2 separate regions of the Homo sapiens genome follow, and region 1 is linked to region 2. A link is a contact called in ENCODE Hi-C or POLR2A ChIA-PET data. All regions are on one chromosome and are shown on one strand. The core of a region is the stretch at or near the end of the contact, and the rest is flanking DNA. Distances in the headings are between cores, read along the strand shown.

Region 1 (6,486 bases), core at 1-2,500, 1.4 Mb before region 2:
GAGCCTGAGCCCAACAGAGTCCTGGCCCCAGGTATGAAGCTGGTGGGAGGCTCCCACTTACCGTCAGGAAGGGGTTGCCCTCCAGGCTGAGTTCCTCGAGCTTGGGGAACTGGCACAAGGCAGTAACATCCCCCAGCTGGTTGTTGGCGCAGCGGAGGACACGCAGGTGGGACAGGCCCAGGTTGTCCGGCAGCGTCTCCAGGTGGTTGTTAGACAGGTCAAGCTCCTGCAGCTGCGTCAGGCGGCACAGGAGTTTGGGGTCCAGGTGCTCGGAAAGCAGCTCCAATCCTGACAGGCTGGAGTTGGGGGCAGAAGGCTTAGGGGGCGGGCAGGCTTTGCACCCTACACCAATCTGCCCCGGGTACCTCAGAAGGCTTTTTCACCTGACATTTCTCGTACAAGTGTAGCCGCCCCGCCCATCCCCCCGTTACTTTATTTTTAGAGACGGGGTGTCACTCAGTCGCCTAGGCGCGATCATAGCTCACAGCTGCCTCCAACTCCTGGGCTGAGGGATCCTCCCGCCTCAGCCTCTCGAGTAGCTGGGACTAGAAGCGCGCGCCACTACTCCCGACTCCACACCACTTAACAAAAAAAAAAAAAAAAAAAAAAAAAAAAAAAAAAAAGCTGCAACTACTTTAGGACTCGGGGGCATCCTAGCCCCCTCTAGGATGCTCTTCCTGATCCTTCGGGGGCTCGTCTGTGCTTCCCAGGCCCTCTAACGATAGCGGCAGGCTGTGCCCCTAACTGTCCGGGCTCCCTTCAGGGGATGAGGCCCCTCGGGGCTCCCGGCGAGCGGGTGGGGCCACGATCTCCCAACAAGAAGACATTTGGACCACTCTGCCGAACCCAGAGGGCGATAACGGGGACAAGCGGGCCGTTGGGGAGGGTCCCCGCTCTTCTCCCCGACCGCCCGGCCCCGAGGACACAGCCTCACCCGCTGCCCGGCTCTTACTCCAGACTCCGGATCTTCCCCAGCCGGTCGCTCTTGGGGCGCCCGCGCTGCATTAGCAGCCGCGCCGAGAGGGGGCCCATGGCGAGGAGGCGCAGCCCGCGCTGACCCAGTCGGCCACCCCGGCGTGTGGCGTCGCCCTGCGTCTCCTGGAGCCCGGCACTGGCGTCCGCGGTAACTGAGCCCAGGAGGCGGCGCCGCGCGAGCCCGTGGGCGTTAACGACCGGAAGGAAGCGGAACCCAGGCCTCGTGCCCCCGCCCGGCGCGGACTACAACTCCCAGCGGCCCCCACGGCCGCGCCTGCGCACTGGCCACGCGGACGGCGCGATGGCGGCGGCTGCCGCCGAGACCCCCGAAGTCCTTCGGGAATGCGGTTGCAAGGGCATCCGGACCTGTCTGATCTGCGAGCGGCAGCGCGGCAGTGACCCGCCCTGGGAGCTGCCCCCAGCGGTAAGGGGTGGGAGAGGGGCCGCGCCCACAAACGTCGCTCTGCATCTGGGGAAACTGAGGTCCAGCTTGGCCATGATAGGGGCCGGGATCGAAGCCTGTGAGGGACCCTTACGGTAGGGGTGATGCAGGGTGAGGAGATGAGGGCTTTAAGGAGCGGGCTTGGGAGTGGGGAAGGAGCTGGAACGTGGGTGGGTTCGATTACAGGTCACCTCGGGGACTCTGGGGGGATCTGCCTGTAAACCTCGACGTAGCCTCTCGGGTCTGGCGCTGGGAGCTTCACGGGCCTGCAGGGAGATGACACGGAAAGGGTCGATCGAGGGTGCTGAATACCAGTCCAACGGTGCCTGAAGGCCGTGGACTGCAATGGGCAAGGAGACAGTGAATTCCAGTTAACTAACGAAAAGGAACTCAAGGATCGCTGCAACCCAGGAGCTGGAGGCTGCAGTGAGCTATGATCGAGCCACCTCACTTCAGCCTGGGCGACAGAGCGAGACTCTGTCTCACAAAAAGAAAATAAATAAAAAAAGAAAAAGAACTCAGCGCCTTTGGGCTGGCATGGAAGGACTGTGGTTGGTTGCAAGGGCATTCCAACCCAGAAAACTGCGTGGGGTAGGAAGGTGGATTGGTGATGCCTCAGGTGAGAGAGATGAGGCTGGAGAGGTTGTGGGGGGGGGGAGGTCTGATCACAGATGCTCCCCGGTGCATCAGCTGAGCAGGCTGGACTTGTCCCAAAGGCCCTGGAGAGCTCTTGAAGGGTTTTAAAGGAGTGATGAAGTCAAATGTGAATTTTAGAAAGATCCTGGGAAGGGAACGGGCAGATATGAAGGTGTGGAGGCTGGTAAGCCAGTGAAGACTGCCCCAACGTCCATGGTAAAAGTGCCCAAGGTCCTATGGAAACAGCATGGCATGCCTCATGAATTAAACATAGAATTACCCATGATCCGCAATCCTGCTTCTGGGTATATATCCAAAGGAACTAAAAGCAGGGTCTGGAAGAGATATTTGCACACCCATGTTCATATTCACGACATTATTCATGACAGCCCAAAGATGGAAGCAAACCAAGCATCTATCAAGATACCTGGGCCGGGTTCAGTGGCTCACGCCTGTAATCCCAGCACTTTGGGAGGCTGAGGTGGGCAGATCACCTGAGGTCAGGAGTTTGAGACCTGCCTGGCTAACATGGCGAAACCCTGCCTCTACTAAAATTACAAAAACTTGCCGGGCTTGGTGAGGCACATCTGTAATCCCAGCTACTCGGGAGGCTGAGGCAGGAGAATCGCTTGAACCCAGGAGGCAGAGGTTGCAGTGAGCCAAGATCGCACCACTGCACTCCAGCTCAGGTGACAGAGCAAGACTCCTTCTCAAAAAAAAAAAAAAAAAAAAAAAAAGAGATGACTTGATCCACAAAATGTGGTGCATACACATAGTAGAATACTATTCAGCCTTAAAAAGGAAGGACAGGCCGGGCACAGTGGCTCACACCTGTAATTCCAGCACTTTGGGAGACCGAGGCAGGCAGATTGCCAGAGCCCAGGAGTTTGAGACCAGCATGGGCAACATGGTGAAATCCCACCTCTACAAAAAAATTAACCATACATGGTGACACGTACCTGTAGTCCCAGCTACCCAGGAGGCTGAGGTGGGAGGGTTGCTTGAGCCTGGGAGGTCAAGGCTGCAGTGAGCTGTGATCACGCCACTGCACTCCAGCTTGGGCAACATAGTGAGACCCTGTCTCAAAAAAAAAAAAAAAAAAAAGGACATTTTGACATATGTTACAGCATGGACGAACCTTGGGGACACGATGCTAAGTTAAGGAAGCAGTCACAGAAGACAAATACTGCATGATTCCTGTTGTGTGAGCTACGTAGGGTAGTCACAGGGACAGAAAGTAGAAGGGTTGTTGCCAAGGGCTCAGGAAGGGGAGATGGGGACCTGTTGTTTAATAGGGAAAGAGTTTCAGTTTTGCAAGATGAAAAAGTTCTGAATGGTGGTGACGGCTGTACAACAATATGAATGAACTTAAGAGTTTTAATTTGTGGAAGGGGCCAGGTGCGGTGGCTCATGCCTATAATCCCAGCCCTTTGGGAGGCTGAGGCAGGAGGCTCGCCTGAGTCTAGGAGTTTGAGACCAGCTTGGACAACATAGCAAGACCCTGTCTCTACAAAAAATTTAAAAATTAGCTAGGTGTGGTGGTGTGTGCTTGTAGTCCCAGTTACTTGGGAGGCTGAGGTGGGAGGATTGCCTGAGCCCAGGAGGTCAAGGCTGCAGTGAGCTGTGAGCGCCACTACACTCCAGCCTGAGTGACAGAGCGAGACCCTGCCTCAAACAAAAAAAAAGAAAAGAAAAAAATTGCGGAAAGTCTGACCCGTTCCAGTGGCCATGTGGAGGTGACATCTTCCCAACCCGATGGCTATGGAACAAGGAGAGTGAGGTATCCAGGATCTCAGGGCACTGGGGCAGTTCCTCACTGGCTTTCCAGCCTCCACCCTTCATATCTGCCCCTCCCCCCTCCAGATCTTTCTAAAATTCACATTTGACCTCGTCACTCCTTTAAAACCCTTCAAGAGCGCTCCATGGCCTTTCGGACAAGTCCAGCCTGCTCAGCCGACACACGGGGGACTCCCAGTTTTAATGTTTCCCGTGGGAGGGCCCCAGGAGCAGGAGGAGATAGTGCCAATCTCAGGAGGGGTCTGAGCTGGAGTCGGTGGCTGGAAGTAAAGCATTGGAAGGGGCTGAGGTCCCTGGAGGGAAGAACAGAGAAAGACAGCGGCCCACAGTGAGTGGCAGCCCAGGGTGTGAGGAGCCTGGAGATGGAAGAGGAAGAGGAGACAGGCCACAGAGCCCAGGGCTGAGTTCTGGTGGCCTCCGAAGTCCTCACTGGGTGACTCCGGCCAGAACCTCCACACCTCCTGCCCATGATAGTTATGGTACCTTCCTCTTGGGGCTGTCCTGGGGATGAAACTAGATAATCCATGTAAAATGTTCAGTGCCACAGATGCAAATACTGGCTATTTCATTGGCGAAACTCTTTTTTAAAAATTTACTATTGGCTGGGCATGGTGGTTCACGCCTGTAATCCCAGCACTTTGGGAGGCCAAGGCGGGAGGATCACAAGGTCAGGAGTTCAAGACCATCCTGGTCAACATGGTGAAACCTCGTCTCTACTAAAATACAAGAAAAAAATTAGCTGGGCATGGTGGCGCGCACCTGTAGTCCCAGCTACTCGGGAGGTTGAGGCAGGAGAATCGCTTGAACCCAGGAGGTAGAGGTTGCAGTGAGCCGAGATCGTGCCACTGCACTCCAGTTCTGGTGACAGAGCGAGACTCCATCTCAAACAAACAAACAAACAAACAAAAAGTATTATTATTATTTTCAAGATGGGGTCTCACTGTGTCACCCAGGCTGGTGTCCACTAGCACGATCTTGGCTCACTGCAATCTCCACCTCCCGGGTTCAAGGGATTCTCCTGCCTCAGCCACCTGAGTAGCTGGGATTACAGGCATGCACCACGACGCCCGGCTAGTTTTTGTATTTTTAATAGAGACGGGGTTTTGCCATGTTGGCCAGGCTGGTCTTGAACTCCTGACCCCAGGTGATCAGTCCACCTTGGCCTCCCAAAGTGTTGGGATTACAGGTGTGAGCCACCGTGCCTGGCCTGGTTTCTAGACTTTCTTTAGCATGGGGGAACCCTTAGAGTACCGCCAGGCCTCGGGGTTGGTGGCAGAGCAGAGAGGGACATGGGGTGGGAGTTGAGTGACAGCCCAGGGTATGAGGATTGAGGGGTGATGCTGGGTCTGGAAAGGTGCCCTGAGGACAAGAGTGAGGAGAAGGGAGGTTGGGACACTGAGGAGCTCAACTGAACGCTCAGCTCTGTAGGGAAGTTGGCTGCCCTCCTAGGTGACCCTCACGCTGGTGATAGGCACGGGCCAACCCCTGGGACACCGGGGTGGCATCAGCAAAGACCTAAAGAGATTAGGGTGCACAGATTCAAGGTAGTCAGGCAGTTTGGGGCCTCCTGGAAGCAGCTGAGGAGATGGGAGTGCAGGAGGTGCTGTCCAGCCTCGGGCTGGTTCCTTAACTTTGCTGAGCCTCCTTTGTAAAATGGAGAAGGAAAAACATGTTGTACAAACCCTTCTCTTTTACAGGGGAGGAAAGTGAGAAAGGAAACCAATCAAATTCGTGTTAGCTCAAGAGGGCTGCGGGCCTTCCCCGGTCAGCCTGGGGCAGAGGCTCTGCCTGCACCTCCCCCTAGACTCCAGCTGCCTTCCACAGTGTCCTGAGGGGAGGAATGAGCCATCAGAGGGTCTCCTGAGGGCACACAAGTGCCAGGGGCTGCCATGGCTCCAGGATGTGTCTTTCCTTTTTTTTTTTTCTTTTTTTTTTTTTGAGACAGGGTCTTGCTTTGTTGTCCAGGCTGGAGTGCAGTAGCGCGACCATGGCTCACTGTAGCCTCAACCTCCTGGGCTCAAATGATCCTCCCGCCTCAGCCTCCTGAGTAGCTGAAATGACAAGTGCGCTCTGCCACACCCGGCTAATTTTTATTTAAACTTTTTTTTTTTTTTTGAGTCTCACTCTGTCGCCCAGGCTGGAGTGCAGTGGTGCCATCTTGGCTCACTGCAACCTCTGCCTTCTGGGTTTAAGCAATTCTCCAGCTTCAGCCTCCTGAGTAGCTGGGATTACAGGCACCTGCCACCATGCCTGGCTAATTTTTGTATTTTTAGTAGAGATGGGGTTTCACCATGTTGGCCAGGCTGGTCTTGAACTCCTGACCTCAGGTGATCCACCCACCTCGGCCTCCCAAAGTGCTGGAATTACAGGCGTGAGCCACCGCACCTGGCCTGTTTTAACTTTTCGTAGGGACCGGGTCTCGCTGTGTTGCCCAGCCTGTGGACTTGTGTTTCTTTTGCAGAAAACATACCGTTTCATTTACTGCTCCGACACCGGCTGGGCCGTGGGCACAGAGGAGTCTGACTTTGAGGGCTGGGCCTTCCCCTTCCCAGGAGTGATGCTGATCGAGGACTTTGTGACCCGGGAGGAAGAAGCCGAGTTGGTGCGGCTCATGGACCGTGACCCCTGGAAGCTCT
Region 2 (6,957 bases), core at 1,495-3,994:
GGCCCTGGCCACCTGCTCCCGGCCCTCAAGCTCCGCCAGCCTCTCCCGAGCAGCTTCTTCGGCAGCCTCCACGTGGGCTCGTAGCTGCCCCAGCACCTCCTGCTTCTGGGCCAGCAGGGCCCGGAGGACGCCCTCAGCCGCCTCCTCCACCTGAGTCCCCACCCGGGCCGCCTGCTCCCGCAGCCGGGCTAGCGCCTCCTTCTCCACCCTCCGCGCTGCCTCCAGCTCCACCAGGTTATTGTCCACACCGGCCAGCAGTCCCTCCAGGCCCGGCCTCCGGGCACGCACAGCTTCAGCCAGAGGCAGGCAGGGGTGGTCCAGGTGGGGGTCTAGGCGGCACTCTCTGCACAGCAACTGTGAGCAGGGCTGGCACAGGAAGCGCAGTGCCTCCCCGGGGTGCTGGGGACACTGGGCCGCTTGGCGCTCCCGGGCCTCCTCATCATACCACCCGGCCCTGTAGCCCACCAGGTCCACCACGCGGTGGGTGTGGGTCTGGCGGGTGCAGCGGTGCCCGTCGGCACAGGCCTGGCACAAGTCATCGGCACAGTCCAGGCACCGGGCCGTGGCCGGCCCCCCGGTGCTGGTGCCACCCACCAGGGGACACAGGGCACAGGCTGGCTTCCCGGCACGCAGGTCTCCACAGGCCCGGGCCTTCACCAGGTCCAGCAGCCCATTGACGAAGAAGTTGGTCTTGAAGGAGGCCACACCCTCGGGCGGCACAGGCACTGTCTCGCGGCACTCGGGGCAGCGGACGCGGCCGCCATCCGCCAGCTGTGCCAGGCAGTCTTGGCAGTAGGTATGCAGGCAGGGCAGTGTCTTGGGTGCCCGCAGCTGCTCCAGGCAGATTTTACAGGCCAGGAAGTCGCTGCTCAGGGCCTCCAGGAGGGAGGGCGAGGACCCGTGGGAAACCATGCTGCAGGCAGAGGCGTCAGGATCAGAGTTGAGAAGGCACCTTCACCAGCTCACCCTCTAGCTTCTACCGCCCGTCCTCAAGCCCCACGGATCCCCAGGGCTAGGGGCTGACCCAAATGGCCGGGAAGGAACCTGAGGTCTCACCTGAATGGCCAGGAACTTCCTTCTAGTCTTCTGAGGCCTTGGGCCACTTGCTCTTGAGCTAAGGAGCTGCCCTCCTCCTTCTCCTCCTCCTCCTCCACTTCCGTGTGTACATCCAGCAAACGTAAAAATGTCAGTGCTACTTGTTGGGTCAGACCTGTGAGAACTGACAAGACCAGGAGTCCCTGGCCTTAGCTAATAATCGAATCCTCAGTGTCCCCAGTCCACAGGCCTTGTGGCAAACATGGTGGAAGCCCTCCTGTGTGCACAGGTACTGGGGTCCTGCTGTATAGGGTGCCAGGGTGCGAGGAGCAGGCAGTAAGGACACAGACGGGGATCCCAGTGGGCAGAGATGCCTAGGTCCTGCCAGTTGGGGTAGGATCTTGCAGTAGCTTAGGGGGCTTTAATCCTCCAAGCCCCATACACCTGCCTTCTTTTTATTTTATTTTAGTTTTTAGCAATAGGGTCACCCTCTGTCACCCAGGCTGGAGTGCAGTGGCGTGATCGTAGTTCACTGCAGCCTCAAACTCCTAGACTCAAGTCTTTTGAGTAGTTGGGAGTACAGGCATGTGCCACCATGCCCAGCCTTTTTTTTTTTTTTTTTTTTTTTTGAGACAGAGTCTCACTCTGTTGCCCAGGCTGGAGTGCAGTGGTGCGATCTTGGCTCACTGCCACCTCCACCTGCCAGGTTCAAGTGATTCTCCTGCCTCAGCCTCCCGAGTAGCTGTGATTACAGGTGCGCACCATCACACCCGGCTAATTTTTGTATGTTTAGTAGAAATGGAGTTTGGCCCTATTGGCCAGGCTGGTCTTGAACTCCTGACCTCAGGTGATCCGCCCTCCTCGGTCTCCCAAAGTGCTGGGATTATAGGCGTGAGCCACCATGCCCAGGGGCCCAGCCAGCCCATTTTTTAAAAATTATCACTTTTTGTAGAGATGGGGTCTTGCTATGTTGCCCAGGCTGGTCTCCAACTCCTGGCCTCAGGCTATCCTCCCGTCTCGGCCTTCCCAAAGCATTAGGATTACAGGCATGAGCCACCGCACCCGCCTGGCCTTACACCTGTCTTCTGCTAGACCTGGGGCAGCATCGCGGGTGGTGGAGGCCCCACTTTCTGCATTTAACAGTTTCTAAAGCGGATTCTGGAGCGGGCAGAAAAAACGCTAGGGGAAGGGCTGGTCCCCTTCCCGCTGCTGGCTCACCCTCTGATAGACTTGGCCTTGGCTTATCTCCTGGAGTCCTGTTCTTTTAGCTTTTCCTGCTGAATGCATTCCAGAAACCTCTGGAGGGAGGGAGTCCCGAGCTCCTGGCACAGTGGCTGAGACCTACTTGTTGGGCAGACTAGGTGGAATGTCCCCTTTTCTGGAGCTGGGAGGAGACCTCAGAGAGTGGGACGGGGTCTTTCTTGCGGGGACCTGTGGCCACGGAGCGGGAGGGAGGCGAGTGCAGTTTCCCTCCTGCCCTCTCCTCCTGCCTTCCGGGTGCCTCTTCACGCCCTCCCTTTCCTTCCCTTCCTCCTCCTCCCGCGCTCTCTCTCCACTCCCCTCCCCCTACTCCCTCCGCTCGGTCCTTCCTATAGCTGTGCCGCCCCCCACCCCTTACCTAGCCAGAGCTGATCTTGACCTCTAGGATGGTGAGGGGGCCTGAGGCCTGGAGGCCGCCGTTGCTGGGTGCCTGGAAAAGAAACAAAACTGAAACTAATTGTACTTGTGGTGCAACTTCCGTCCCAGCCAGGGACACACCGACTCGCCTCGCACAGCCTCAGGCCCCGCCTTCCTCCCCACCCGGCCCCGTCCTCTCCCGCCAAGGCCCCCACCCCGGCAGGCAGCTGGCAGGCTTGGGCTGGAGTCCACCAGCCAGGTCGGCCTGTCAGTCCAGCCTCAGGGCTAAGTGTGTGTATGTCACAAACAGGGAACTACCTGAGGGCGGGTTCTCTGAGTAGAGGGTGGAGGGTCACAGGGTTTATTTGTGGGAAGAAATGAGAGCTCATCTGTGATTCAGAGACCAGGGTAACTAGACACATGGCCTCAGGGCGGGTCTGCAGATTTGCTAACACCTCAGGCAGGCAGGTGCCTGCAAAGCTTCAAGAGAGGCCTTTCATTCCATAAACCGTTGCTGAGCTGTAGGAGAGGCTGTGGGGGATCAGGTAAGAAGCCTCTTGCTGAGGGAACAGCACAGGCTTCCTGGAGAAGGCATCAATGAGATGAGTTTAAAGAAGGCGGGAGGATTGCTTCAGCCCAGGAGTTCAAGACCAGCTTGGGCAATATGGTGAGACCCAGTCTCCATAAAAAATTCGCTAGCCGTGCATGGTAGCGCATACCTGTAATCCCAGATACTCAGGAGACTGAGGCAGGAGAATCACTTGAACCTGGGAGGTCGAGGCTGCAGTGAGCCATGATGGTGACACTGCACTCCAGCCTGGATGACAGAGCAAGACCCTGTCTAAAAAATAAAACAGTAAGAGGGCATAGAGGGCTGGAGAACACTGAGAAGAATGTTCCTGTTCCAGGTACTGGGAGCAGCAAGGGTACATCCCCATTTAGGATGATGTGTGTGGAGAGGATACGAGAGTGTTGGCAGAGAAGCCTGCATTTTATCAAAAAAGACAAAAGAATCATTGCAGGAGATTTCCCTCAACATTTCATGAAAAAATAATTTTTATTTTGAGACAAAGCCTCGCTCTGTCGCCCAGGCTGGAGTGCAGTGGTGTGATCTTAGCTCACAGCAACCTCCGCTTCCCGGGTTCAAGCGATCCTCCTGCCTCAGCCTCCAAAGTAGCTGGGATTACGGGCACTCACTGCCACGCCCAGCTAATTTTTGTATTTTTAGTAGAGATGGGGTTTCACTATGTTGGCCAGGCTGGTCTCGAACTTCTGACCTCAAGTGATCCACCCACCTTGGCCTCCCAAAGTGCTGGGATTACAGGCGTGAGCCAACATGCACAGCCTCATTTTATGAAAAATTCAAAGCACAAAGAAGTTGAAAGAATTGCGGTGAACACCCATATCTCCACCACTTCTGTTCTACAATTATCATTTTACCGTAATTAATTCATGACATACCTATGCATGTTTGTACCTTTTTATCCACATGGCGGAATTTAAGTAGGAAACTGAAGCTGTAAGAGCTCACTCTGGCAGCAGCCGAGAGGACAGAAGGGAGCCTGACCTCAGGGTCCAGGTGAAAGGTGGAGGGGCTGAGACATAGATGCCAGAGAGGTAGGTGGAAATCCAAAAGAGAGAGGGTCACAGAGGCCAAGGCAGGAAATGCTGCACTTCTAGAAGGACGAGGGGGTCAGCACTGTTGAATGCTACCAACCAGACGGGCAACCAAGGTGAAGACAGAAAAACAGGCCAGGTGCAGTGGCTCACACCTGTAATCTCAGCACTTTGGGAGAATCACTTGAGGCCAGGAGTTCGAGACCAGCCTGGCCAACATGGCAAAACCTCGTCTCTACTAAAAAACAAAACAAAACAAAACAAAACCTAGCCTTCCTAGCTACTCGGTAGGCTGAGGCAGGAGAACTGCTTAAACCTGGGAGGCAGAGGTTGCAGCGAGCCTAGATCGCACCATTGCACTCCAGCCTGGGCAACAGAGTGAGACTCCATCTCAAAAAATATATATATTAGCTACCTGATGGCTCACACCTGAAGTCCCAGCTATTCAGGAGGCTGAAGCAGGAGGTTCGCTTGAGCCCAGGACTTCAAGGCTGCATGTGCCATGATCTATGCCACTGCACTCCAGCCTGGGTGACAGATCAAGACTCTCTCTACAAAAAAAAAAAATTAAAATTAAAATTAAATTCCCTGTTGTGAATCTCGTAAGGTCTTAATATAATGGTCAAGGAAGGCCATTATAAGGCTTCCAGCAGGGAAGTTTGGACTTTGTCCTATAGGTATTAGAGGGAGTGGCCAGCACAGACATTTGTTTGTTTGTTTTTTGTTTGTTTGTTTGCAGAGATGGGGTCTTTCTATGTTGCCTAGGCTAGTCCTGGGATTATAGGCATGAGCTACCAGGCCCGGCCCCCAGCAGAGGTTTTTAATCCTAAATTATAATGTGGATACTTTAAAACACTCATATCATCATTGTAACACAATTAACTATTTCTTTCCTGTGTGTATGTCCTTTGGTCTCTGTCCGTATTTTACATAATTATATTTACAGGGTACATATAATTTTGTCTATAAAACTTAGCCCTATACCAACTGGTAAACAAAATTATGAGGCCAGGTGTGGTGGCCCATGCTTGTAATCCCAGCACTTTGGGAGGCCAAGGTGGGAGGATTGCTTGAGTTCAGGAGTTTGAGACCAGCCTGGGCAACATACTGAGACCACCCCCGTCTCTACGGAAAAAATAAAAAATTAGAAAGAGGGCACATGTTCTCAGGATCTCCCGGGGCTGTGTCACAAGTCATTAAAAAAAATAATGTGCCTATAGTTCCAGCTACTTGGGAGGCTGAGGTGGGAGGATCGCTTGAGTCCCAGAGTTCAAGACCAGCCTGGGTTAACATTGAGGCAGAAATTTAAAAATAATAGTAATAATAAGTACTGCATTCATTCACTCCAAGAAAAGTAAAAGCCAAGGCCCAGAATGTGGGAAGATAAGGGTTAAAAAGAAAAGAAGAACAAATTTTCCTCTGCCTAACAAACTCACTTCAAGGACAGTTATAAGATAACGCTGCTCGAGAAGTCAAAACCAAAGGAATAGGTTCCAGACAGTCCCCCTCCGAAGCAAAGGTGAAGGAAAAAAAAAAAAAAAAGAAGGACAAATGTCTGTATTTAGCCAGTTCTTGTTTTTTCTTTCAATGCAGCTATACGGCCACCAGCTATGCAAGGCCATGAGTTATGCCAAGCCATCAGTTATGCTATAGATTATATGACCTGTTATTATATGATTAACTGTCTTTGTTTTGCTTCTATAAGTTTGCTTATAATAATCCCGCTCAGTCTTTGTTTAAGGCTCAGCTTTTTGGATGTGAATCCACTGAGCCAGCACACACCTTAAAATAAATATCCTCCTGTATTCACCCATACTGGTCTCTCTAGTCCTCTGCATCCCACAGCAACATACAGAGATCTCATCTCTAAAAACAAACAGGCCAGGCAGTGGCTCACACCTGTAATTCCAGCACTTTGGGAGGCTGAGGTGGGCAGATCACCTGAGGTCAGGAGTTCGAGACCACCCTGGCCAACATGGCAAAACCTCGTCTCTGCTAGAAATACAAAAATTAGCCAGGCGTGGTAGCATGCTCCTATAATCCCAGCTACTTGGGAGGTTGAGACAGGAGAATCACTTGAACCCAGGAGGCAGAGGTTGCAGTGAGTCAAGATCGCACCACTGCACTCCAGCCTGGGCAACAGAGTGAGACTCTGTCTTAAATAATAATAATAACAACAACAACAACAACAAACAAACAAAATTATGGGAGGCTATTGTGTGGACTGAACTCCTACATTAGACTCCTGCCAACCAGACCAAACCAAAATGGAGTCACTCATGCTAAATGCCACATCATCAAACCGAGAGTTTGAGGAAGCAGACAGATTCCCAAACAGACCAGTTTTTCTTGAAAACAAGGGATTCCAATCTACTTGAGTGAACATAATAAGGAAGTCCCCACTGCTTTAACCTTCCACAAAAGCAACATGAAGTAACCTAAGGTTAACCAATTAGCTTGTTTTTCTACTCTTCTGTTTCCTTGTTCCTTCCTTACAAACTCACTGTTCTGCAGTTACAGTGTGAGATCTCAGCATATTTCTTAGAATGGCAGGTGGCTCCCTTCATGAATGGCAAAAGCCCACTAGATCTATAACTAGAATTGTTGTAATGTTGTCATTTGACAAAATATTTTCTTTTCTTTTTTTTCTTTTTCTTTTTCTTTCTTTTTTTTTTTTTTGACAAGGTC

Evidence for each region. A loop is a pair of places that touch in the nucleus more often than their neighbours do. ChIA-PET counts read pairs that join two places held with the same protein, here RNA polymerase II (POLR2A). Pooled maps may share reads with other maps.
Region 1: a map of CD4-positive, alpha-beta T cell shows a loop between it and region 2 (6-fold over the local background). The contact joins the promoter of ALKBH4 here to the promoter of TRIM56 in region 2. A Hi-C loop is called at or near these places in 1 of 168 maps with a recorded cell type or tissue (CD4-positive, alpha-beta T cell), 1 of 37 single-sample maps with no recorded cell type and 4 of 50 pooled maps. POLR2A ChIA-PET finds 5 or more read pairs at or near these places in 1 of 52 experiments (BJ).

Annotation. Positions count from the first base shown.
Region 1 is chr7:102,459,627-102,466,112 of GRCh38, reverse strand. ALKBH4 (alkB homolog 4, lysine demethylase) reads left to right here and starts at 1,250. Exons shown (of 3, transcript NM_017621.4): 1 at 1,250-1,399; 2 at 6,312-6,486. The coding sequence starts at 1,277. It overlaps LRWD1 (leucine rich repeats and WD repeat domain containing 1), which reads right to left and starts at 1,129. Exons shown (of 15, transcript NM_152892.3): 1 at 953-1,129; 2 at 62-296. The coding sequence starts at 1,032. MIR5090 (microRNA 5090) reads right to left here and starts at 371; the gene lies at 287-371. RefSeq lists enhancers at 1-201, 479-578, 202-728, 858-1,507 and a silencer at 919-1,348.
Region 2 is chr7:101,081,268-101,088,224 of GRCh38, reverse strand. TRIM56 (tripartite motif containing 56) reads right to left here and starts at 2,744. Exons shown (of 3, transcript NM_030961.3): 1 at 2,654-2,744; 2 at 1,057-1,219; 3 at 1-913. The coding sequence starts at 912. RefSeq lists enhancers at 1-411, 412-1,052, 3,134-3,183, 3,887-4,387.